Linked DNA regions of Homo sapiens: regions 1 and 3 are each linked to region 2. A link is a contact called in ENCODE Hi-C or POLR2A ChIA-PET data. All regions are on one chromosome and are shown on one strand. The core of a region is the stretch at or near the end of the contact, and the rest is flanking DNA. Distances in the headings are between cores, read along the strand shown.

What was found. A loop is a pair of places that touch in the nucleus more often than their neighbours do. ChIA-PET counts read pairs that join two places held with the same protein, here RNA polymerase II (POLR2A). Pooled maps may share reads with other maps.
Region 1: a pooled map shows a loop between it and region 2 (2.3-fold over the local background). The contact joins the enhancer-like site here to the promoter of RXRG in region 2. A Hi-C loop is called at or near these places in 1 of 168 maps with a recorded cell type or tissue (gastrocnemius medialis) and 2 of 50 pooled maps.
Region 3: a pooled map shows a loop between it and region 2 (6-fold over the local background). The contact joins the promoter of LMX1A here to the promoter of RXRG in region 2. A Hi-C loop is called at or near these places in 1 of 168 maps with a recorded cell type or tissue (gastrocnemius medialis) and 6 of 50 pooled maps. POLR2A ChIA-PET finds 5 or more read pairs at or near these places in 3 of 52 experiments (T-cell, activated CD4-positive, alpha-beta T cell and activated T-cell).

What each region holds. Positions count from the first base shown.
Region 1 is chr1:165,375,008-165,378,447 of GRCh38, reverse strand. No RefSeq gene overlaps it. Among named protein-coding and RNA genes, the nearest start is that of LMX1A, 20 kb to the right of the region's middle. Within about 2 kb of position 2,092, at least 26 of the 41 ENCODE cell types and tissues checked have a DNase peak (open chromatin) inside an H3K27ac peak, as active enhancers do; they include gastrocnemius medialis, where a contact is called at or near this core.
Region 2 is chr1:165,443,491-165,446,782 of GRCh38, reverse strand. It overlaps RXRG (retinoid X receptor gamma), which reads left to right and starts at 1,657. Exons shown (of 10, transcript NM_006917.5): 1 at 1,657-1,938. The coding sequence starts at 1,890.
Region 3 is chr1:165,355,100-165,358,170 of GRCh38, reverse strand. It overlaps LMX1A (LIM homeobox transcription factor 1 alpha), which reads left to right and starts at 1,456. Exons shown (of 9, transcript NM_177398.4): 1 at 1,456-1,816; 2 at 2,590-2,687. The coding sequence starts at 2,612.

The DNA.
Region 1 (3,440 bases), core at 843-3,342, 69 kb after region 2:
AAGGAAGCTTGACAAATGGGATCTAATTAAACTAAAGAGCTTCTGCACAGCAAAAGAAACTCCCACCAGAGTGAACAGGCAACTTACAGAATGGGAGAAAATTTTTGCAATCTACTCATCTGACAAAGGGCTAATATCCAGAATCTACAATGAACTCCAATAAATTTACAAGAAAAAAACAAACAACCCCATCAAAAAGTGGGCAAAGGATATGAACAGACACTTCTCAAAAGAAGACATTTATGCAGCCAAAAGACACATGAAAAAATGCTCATCATCACTGGCCATCAGAGAAATGCAAATCAAAACCACAATGAGATACCATCTCACACCAGTTAGAATGGCGATCATTAAAAAGTCAGGAAACAACAGGTGCTGGAGAGGATGTGGAGAAATAGGAACACTTTTACACTGTTGGTGGGACTGTAAACTAGTTCAACCATTGTGGAAGTCAGTGTGGTGATTCCTCAAGGATCTAGAACTAGAAATACCATTTGACCTAGCAATCCCATTACTTCATATATACCCAAAGGATTATAAATCATGCTGCTATAAAGACACATGCACACGTATGTTTATTGCAGCACTATTCACAATAGCAAAGACTTGGAACCAACCCAAATGTCCAACAACGATAGACTGGATTAAGAAAATGTGGCACATATACACCATGGAATACTATGCAGCCATAAAAAATGATGAGTTCATGTCCTTTGTAGGGACATGGATGAAGCTGGAAACCATCATTCTCAGCAAACTATCCCAAGGACAGAAAACCAAACACCACATGTTCTCACTCATAGGTGGGAATTGAACAATGAGAACACATGGACATAGGAAGGGGAACATCACACACCAGGGCCTGTTGTGGGGTGGGGGGAGGGAGGAGGGATAGCATTTGGAGATATAGCTAATGTTAAATGACCAGTTGCTGGGTGCAGCACACCAACATGGCACATGTATACATATGTAACTAACCTGCACGTTGTGCACATGTACCCTAAAACTGAAAGTATAATAAAAAAAAAGGAAGGAAGAAAACAGTTATCCTATAGCTATTTTGGTACATTTCATTTCAGTCTTTTATCTGTGCACGATCTGCTTATTAGTGTATTTTACATAGCTGTGCTCAGATTTAGATGTGAACTATGTTGTTTTAGTGACAAACTGGAGCCAGAAAATTTCCTTGTTTCTGTTCTCCTCACTTGACTGTAAAGTCGTTAAGGGCAGGATAATTTCTTTTGTTCGTTTTTGTATTTGCAGCCCATAGTTCAGTGCCTGGAACCTTGTAGATGCTCAATAAATACTTGCGGAATGACGAAGTGGTGGGGTAGGGGAGGGAGAGGCTATAAAGTTCTGCATAATCTGACCAGAAGTTTTGCACTGGAAGATTTTGGATAGAAGGCCGGTGAGACAGGGCAGGCAAGATGGGGGGCCTTCGGGGAGGGCCTTGATGCTCATAGTTAGAAACTGAGATCTGACATATGAGGCCGCTGGGACTCACTCTGGTCTTCCAAGTGGGGATGTTACATGATCAAAACCGTGGAACGGAAAGGCGATTCTGGCAGCTGTGCTGTGGATGGCTGGGTCGGGGAGCCGCAGAGGGGAGGGTGCTGAAGGCAGGGAGGTAGGGAGGCAGGGAGGTGGAGAGGCTGTCCTCGCTCGTTCCGGCCAACGGACGCTTGCACTAATCCCTGCCTGGAGAGGCTGGGCTTGGACCGGGGCTGCGAGTGCGCACAGCGAGAGAAAAGGGAAACTCGCAGCTCTGCTTCCAGGACCAGGCGGGGGCCAAGGGAGGCCAAGGAGGGAGCAGAGTCAAAGACAATGGGGGGCGGGGCTAAGAGCTTCTGAGGCCGCGGGTGCCAGCAGCCGGGAGAAACTGAAGTTAGACAGTCCCCTCCCCAATCCCCCATTTCTTTTGGCTTTTTGGTTGCCTGGGTGTACAGAGGAACAAATTTGTGGTGTGGAAGGATTCCAGGCCAGTCATCTATCATGCACAGTGAATACTCACTAGGCGCTCATCACACGCTCGGCGTCCTCACCCTCTCCAAGAGAGCTCTGGCGGCGGTCCAGGGGCTGCCCAAGGTGACTTGCCAGATTCTCCCTTGAACTTCGCTCTCTTCCTTGCTCTAGTCCCTGTTTTCTTTTAATTCAGAAAAAGCAACAACAAACCCTTCCCAGCCCCCTCCCTTCTCGGGCTGTTCCCTCCCTGCGGTTTGGCGGAGAAAGGGCCTCGGCAGTCCCTGAGAAGATTAGCTAACGCCGCGTGCTCGGGGAGAGCAGGAGCCGGCGGGGCTGGGCGCGGGGCGCCCCCGAGAGCTCTGCCCGGCTGAGCCCGCCCTCTGCGGGGGGCCCCTCCGCGCGTCCCCGGCCCAGGCAGCCTGCGGTTCGGGCAGAGCAGCGAGTTAGCCAGGCTCAGGGTCTTGGGCCGTGAAAGGTGAGAGACAGGCCCCACCCCACTTACTGGTCTGTTGTCCAACTCAAATGCGGAAACACTCATTTATTCAGTAGTTGTATTTAATGTTATTAATTGTTAGTATGCTCAAGCACGGCCTTTAAGGTAAATATAAGGAATCTAACTGGCGATCTTCTTCTTGTAATTCTGTGCTGCCTCACCCTGACAATGGTCTTGTATGCTCATGTCGTAAAATGTTTTATGATGGTGTTTTCCACCAATTATTTGTGCAGTATTATGAGCTTACAAAAAGAAAACGTTTTATGTTTTAAGAAGCAATGACATACACAACACGATTTTTAAAAAGCCTCCAAAATTAGAAATCCTTGCCTAAAATAGACTTATAAAATTTAGCTCATTATAGACATACAGGACAGATGAAAAATGAGGATATAATACCAAGTAATTGGGGATATAAGGCAAGGGGCTACAGGCAGAGCCACGTTTCAAGGACACCACGACCACTTTCTTTAAGGGCTTCCCTCGATGCCACTTTGGAATGATCGGAAAACACCAGGTTAGGTCTTACTTAGAGGAATTGTCCTGTGCTCCCACCACAACTGTGTCTACCTGGAAGCACCCATGGCACAGACCTGAAATTTCTGCTTTCCTTGGCCAAGGTTGCTGGCACTAAGCAATCTTGCACCCAGTGCATTGGTCAGCACCACTGGGGCCACAAAAAGTACCAGAGACCATTGATTACTGAAAGGCCCGGTGGGCGTGGCCAGTAATTAACAGTGGAGGTTGGGCGGCAGTGTGGAAGTCAGAGTGGTTTCATTTTATTTATTTACTTATTTTTGTGTGAAAGCAAGTTTATTAGGAAAGTAAAGGAATAAAGAATGTCTACCCCATAGACAGAGCAGCCCAGAATGGTTTTAGGTGGATGGGTCAAGAGGGTCTTTTACCTCAATGGTTGGCTTTCCTTGCTTCTTTCCCCAAAACACACAGGATGGCTGCAGGGTCCCATCAATTTCGTTAAGTACTA
Region 2 (3,292 bases), core at 408-2,907:
GTGAGCAAATGGTCCTCCTGTATTCTATATTACTTATGTCCACTGGACTCTCATCCCAGCAACAGTCAAGGCAGCTCTGGGCTCTCCAAAGCTCTTTACAGTGAAGGCCTGGATATTTCTTCCTCCTTTGTGACATGCTTTTGCTTTGATTCCCCATTTTGGCCTCCTCCTTTGTCATCATGACTTTGTTCCTGACTCTGGTCTTTTATTCTACGTTTTTGTTTTGGCTTCTCCTAGCATTTGAATCTTGATTTTTTACTCTGGGACCCTGATTTGACTTACCTCTCTGGCTCTCTATGTCTTATGCTGCATCAGGAGAAAATCTCTTATCTTTTTTCCAGCCCAACAGAGCTCAGCCCATGAAACGGACCTTCAATGGGTATGTTGACAGCACCCCATCACCGTGCCAACACATATACCATGAGGAAAAGGTTTGGACCATATCTGGAGTATTGCATCCAAGTCTGGCCAACCCCCTTCCTCACTGTGAGGGTATCTATGTAAACTGAAGTACATTATTAGAAAAAGGATAGGTTGGGAATAGACATGAACCCTTGGTGATACATAGAATTACTGAAAGAGCCAGAGATGCCTAGGGAAAGGGGGATTATGGGCACAGCAGATCAATCTCAGGATTTGCAGAGGATCCCACTGTGAAAGACTTTTTTGTCTTTCAGGCTTCTCTTGTGTGGCCCCTGGGAGCAGTCTAGCACCTGTGGGCAGAAGCTGTAGGGAAAAGGAGCAGATTTTATCTCTATAAGAAACTTTCTTGTGGTGAAAACTATCTAGAAATGGAATGAGAAAGTGGTGAGCTCCCCATTATTGGAGGTGTTCAAGTATAGGCTGAGCGGTGACTTGTCACGAAAACTGTATGACAGACCCAAACATCAACGGGGTGCTTAGATTCTTTGATCTCGGGTCAGTTCCACACAAGACAGGCTCTGTGTTAGTGAGGACCCAGTGGTGTTTTTGAACAGGCGGCAGGATAACAATGGTATATAAAATAAATGCAGAGAAAGACCTCCACATCAAGCCAACCCCTCCTCCCTACCTGTAAGTTTTCCACCTGAGTGAGCTCTGGCTCCAGCTGCACTTGTCAAACTCCCATTGTTAGAGCACAGATAAATGCTTCCGGCCACCCAAGCAGGAGAGGCCCACCTCAACTTAAGGGCTACTCTATTTTAGTTTTCCGTAGCTGGAGATTGAGTATCACGCTTTTCTAATCTTGTGCTTCTGAAAGGGCCCTGTTCTCTCTTGAACCCCACCCCCTCCTCCTTTCACAGATCAAATACCAAGTACATTGGACAGATAGAAGTTCGAATGAGAAAATGCATTTTAATAAAATCCCATTGATTTTTGTGGATGTAAGTCAAGGAACAGGCACCTAAAGAGTCTTCCATCCCCTGCCGTCTCCCGCCTCTCTCCTGACCTACACCGGGCGGTCATACATCGATTGGCTTCCTAGATAATAGATCGTGCCACCCGGTAGGGACCTCTGGGGACGCGCCGGGAGCTGGAAGAGTCGCACGCAGCAGCCCAACCCTGAGTTAATCAAACTAGCAACAGGATCTCAAGCAGCAGCGACGGCGGTGGCAAGAGTAGCGGTGACGGCGGCGGCGGCGGCGGCGGCAGCATTATGCGTGATTACTGACAGGCACCAGCTGCTGCCGCCACAGCCGTCTCAAACGCACTATGTGGACTCTCCGATCTAGAGGCAGATTCCTGACTAATCCCAGAGGGCTGGCCCAGCCTGTGCTCCCCGGGCTGCTAGGAAGCGATGACCACTCTTGTTAGCCCAAGTTGAAGAAAGCCGGGCTGTGCCTGGGAGCCGAGAGAGGCGGTAATATTTAGAAGCTGCACAGGAGAGGAACATGAACTGACGAGTAAACATGTATGGAAATTATTCTCACTTCATGAAGTTTCCCGCAGGCTATGGAGGTAAGTATCTCCCTTGGGCTTCACTGCGTGGACCTGTATGAGAGACTGAGAAGAAATTGGGAAATACGAATGACTGGATTAGTATTGAATTAAAAGGAGAACATATATGTTTATATGCATATATAGTGTGTATATAGCGTTTCAGCGTGTGTGTGCACGCGTGCATGAGAGAGGAGAGGAGGAAAGAATGGTCTGTAGGTGAGGATACGTTTGCATATCAGAATGAGGATACGGGGATATTCTAAGGAGAGAGTAAACCAACATGCTTGAGAATGTGTCTGAGACAAAGATAGAATAAGAGCATTGTTATAACCCAGTGTGTTTGTGCGGGTGTGAAAAGTGGAAGAGTTAACGGGGAATTACTATGATGTTCCTATTAGCCAACTTGTAATGAGAAAAAATGTGATTAAAAAGGTTTTGCCTATCTTGAGGGTTCCTGGGATACTTTGTAACAAGGGCATGATTGTTTTACTCAAAAGCAGATTTCCCTTTAATTGGATTTTTAAAAAGAAAACATAGTGCTTTAATTTGCTACTGTGTTTTCCTTCCCCTGTTTTCTTTCCTTTGATTTGCTAATAGCCTCTTCTCTCCTCCCCTGCTGCTGCCCCCAATTCTACTGCAAGAGTTGCTGCAATCACTTCCACTCTGGGGGTAGAGATCTGGGGATGGGGGGTTGGGGCTCTTAGAGAATTGGCAAACTGAAGATTCAAGTCACCGTGCCAGGCAGGGCAGCCCAGTCACACTTCACAGAAGCTTCCGGAGACTAGGTCCTCAGGCTGCCTTAACGCCCAAGCACATCCGTCCCAAGGATCCCTTGATTTAGTGACAGAAACAGTACAGCCGCCCAGCTCTGAGTAAATGGAAGCAACAGCTGACCAACTGGCCTGTCGCTTGTCAGTTGGAGGCATGCAGCTTATGTTGCTGGGAGCCAAAGAAAGATTCTGGCAGGCAAGACAGCAGAAATTCTTATAAGGTTTTGAAAATTGAAAAGTCCCTGCTCTCCAGACTTCCTCCGTGGACCAATTCATCTGAAGGCTTGGGACTAAAGCTTGCCTAACTTGGCTGGGCAGAACCCCCTGGGAGGCATGGTGACACACTGCAAGGTAGAAGTGATCTCTGTCACCAGGAGGTGTTAGACCTGGGAGTTTGCACATTCATTCAGGGTAGTTTTTATGAGGCAGGCATGGTGTTGGGCACTGGGAATACAAATATGAATGAGACACAGTCTCTGCCCTTTGGGACTGGGGCAGGCTTGTTACACAGGCACATTATAATACTGCATGATGTGTGTAATAGCAAACGTAGGTTGTACTTGGACTTGGGGTGAGGGCCATGGAAATGTTCCCGAGGTGAT
Region 3 (3,071 bases), core at 207-2,706, 88 kb after region 2:
CAACATCAGGGAAATCTCCCAGCCGTGCTAAGCTCCAAAGATTCATCTGAAACAAAAGATAAAACTGTTCTGCCTACCTCACAGGTTTGCTGTAAAGATCAAGCAAAATCATGTATGTGAAAATGCCTGTAAAGCAGCATTCGAATATAACGTATTAGCCTCTTTGCCATTTCCCCTCTTTCTTCTGGAGTCATATTCAGTGTTTGGCTTGTGCCTGCTGGCAGAAAGCACTTAGAATGGCTTTTTTAGTGCTTAGTGGGGTCGCTGCTCCTAAGCACATTAGAGCAAGTTGCTGCCAGCACTTTTTCTTTAGGAATAAAGAAGTGGCTCTGTCTTTGGAGGAGGTAATAGAAAAACCCTGGCTATGTGGCATCTCCTCTGCCTGAGTTCACCATGTCAAACGGCCTGCCAATTTCATCTCAGTTCAGTTCAGTTTAGGAACTGAAGGTGCCCCAGAGAATCACACTGAATTGAACTGAACCTTCCCATGGTATTCAGATGATGGGACTCGGATTCCATGAATTCCCTTCCATTTCCCTCAACTGTAAGATTGGGACAACAATTGTCTCCACTTCATGGGGGTTGTTGTAAAGATTAAATGAGGTGACTGTGTAACAAAGCTGGCACAAAATAAACGATAAACGCTAGCCAGCATTGTAATTTATTTATTGAGCATCCACTTGGGGTCACACAACATGCTTACCTCCTGGGCTATACAGACGGATAAGGCCTTATTCCTGCTCTGGAGGGGGCTAAAGGTCTGTTATTGTAAATTAAAGTTAGGAGGTGCAGATAATTCACATTTCTCCCCAGATACTTTGTTCCCCTAACAATGTCCCTTTACCTGATTTCCTGTTGAGTGTCATTGCAAGTTCATCATCTGGGGGGCAGATCCCACCTAGTGTCTCCCAAGAGCATGATTCTTAGGCCGTGAGTCCCATGGCCTCTGTACGCCCCATGAGTGAATATGGTTCGACCTTAAAGGAAGTTGGAAACTGGCATGAGCCCTCGGGTGATGAGGGGTTTGAGGAGCTAGGAGCTGCTGGGCCCACATCTACTGGCGCTAAACAGCTTCTCAGCGCTTCCCGGGGCCCGGGTAAGGATTGCAGCGCTTTTATAGCAGCAGTTGGAGAGCGGCGGGGGAATCCTCGTGGCGGCACCGCTGTCCAGGAGGCGCCGACATCTCCGCAAAGGCCCAGTCGGGGTGAGGGGCACTGGGGGGCGACCGGGCCAGAGCGCCCCGAGGTAACAGTTACACGTGGAGGGGAGGAAACTTAGCGTGTCCGAGAGCTCCCAGAGGCGGAGGGGCTCAGAGGGCAGCGGCCGTGTGGTGGCCGCGCAGCCAGGCTGGGAAAGGGAGCACCACGGCCCCGCCACGGGACGCGCTGCCAGCCCCCCGCCCAGCGCACCCCACCCCCTCTCCGCCGCCGCGCACGCAGCGCCGCGGCCCCTGTCAGAAGCTGCAGGATCCGCCCCGGCGAAGCAGGGCCGACTCGCACCCAGGACCCTGGGCCTCTGCCTTCCCTCCTAGCCTTGGAGAAGCAACTGGCCCTCTCCTCCCGCTGAGGAGCGACGCGGGCTGGTAGGACGTCCCGGGAAGGCCGGCAGCTCGCGACCACGTCCCGGCCCAGCCTGGGCGCGCCGAGGAGCAGAGCCAGCGGCCGGCGTTCGCTCCGGCTCCCTCCCCGGCGCTCCGAAGCCGAGGGCGGCTCCTCCGGCTGCAGTCTCGGGGGCGACGCCTTCCCGGGCAGAAGCTTCCAGCAGCGCTCCGCAACTTCTCTCTGCTCCAGTCACTGGGAGAGAGCTCGCCTACCAGGTAAGTAAGGCTGCCCGTGCCTAGGCTGTGGCTCGGGCGGGCGTGTTTCTGAAAGTTGACTTGAAATGCATCCAAGAGTGAGCCGGGCCAGCCGGGGCTCCTCCCCGAGGCGACTCTTTTGCTTCTGCAGACATTCCCGGCACTGGCCGACTGGCGGGAGGACCTCCCCGCGCGCCCCGCACACCGGCTCCTGCGCGCACCCCAACAGAGCGCAGCGCCAGGAGTCCAGAAGCGGGCGGGACGCCCTCCGGGTCCCTTACAGTGCCCCTTCTCGACCTGGGGCAGGTGAGGGCCGCAACGGGGCGGCTGGGACGCGGGATTGCAAACCCCATCGTCCCGCGTGCCTGGACCCGGTCGCTCGAGGGAGGGTACCCACTCTTTATATACCCAATATACCCCAGTAGCTGCGTTCCTGCAGAGACGTCCCGAGGGCCCACCTTCGTATAGGTTGGGGCGGAGTCGGATTCGGGATGGAAAACCTGGGGCAAGGGATGTAGGTGGGGGTGAGGGGGGCAGGAGAAGGAGAAACGCAGTTGGGGGGCGGAGGCCTAAGTACATAACGTGTTGACTTCAAGTGAAATCAGATCAGCCAGAGCAGTTCGCTGTGACTGATCTCTCCTCCCACCCTACATTCTCTTGGCTGGACCCTATCCTCCTGGCTGATTCTGGTCGCCCTGGACACTCCCTCAGTTCTTTCCCAGGAGTGCGGTGGCTGCTGGCGCCGAGTCCCAGCGGGCACGGACGTCAGACGCATCGTTTCTTCTCCTCTACAGGTCCTCCCGGCCCGGCCCGAACATGCTGGACGGCCTAAAGATGGAGGAGAACTTCCAAAGCGCGATCGACACCTCGGCCTCCTTCTCCTCGCTGCTGGGTGAGTGTTCAGGCCGTGCGTCCTGGGCGCACTCTCTTTCCGCTTGGCGCTGAGCTCTGGAGCCCCGCTCTCTGGGACCTGGTCCGCGATAGGGAAGCTAGCGCCCCTCTTCATACACTAAATTGAGCCCCATCACTATCTGTCCGTCAGTGCTTGTGGGTCGTCCCTACCCAAATAAATCCAACAAGCCGCCCCAGGCCTCACGCACTGGGCACCGAATTCCCCAAAGCCGCGAGGGGCGGGCGAGCTTGTTCGTAGGCGTCTGAGTGGCAAGTGATTAAAAATACCCAGGGCTGGATTTTTAATCTCGGAGCTGATCGACGTCTCATAAATGCCGCCCTCTTCTCGCGGCCTAGAGGCAATAGCATCCGAGACCCGAGGCCT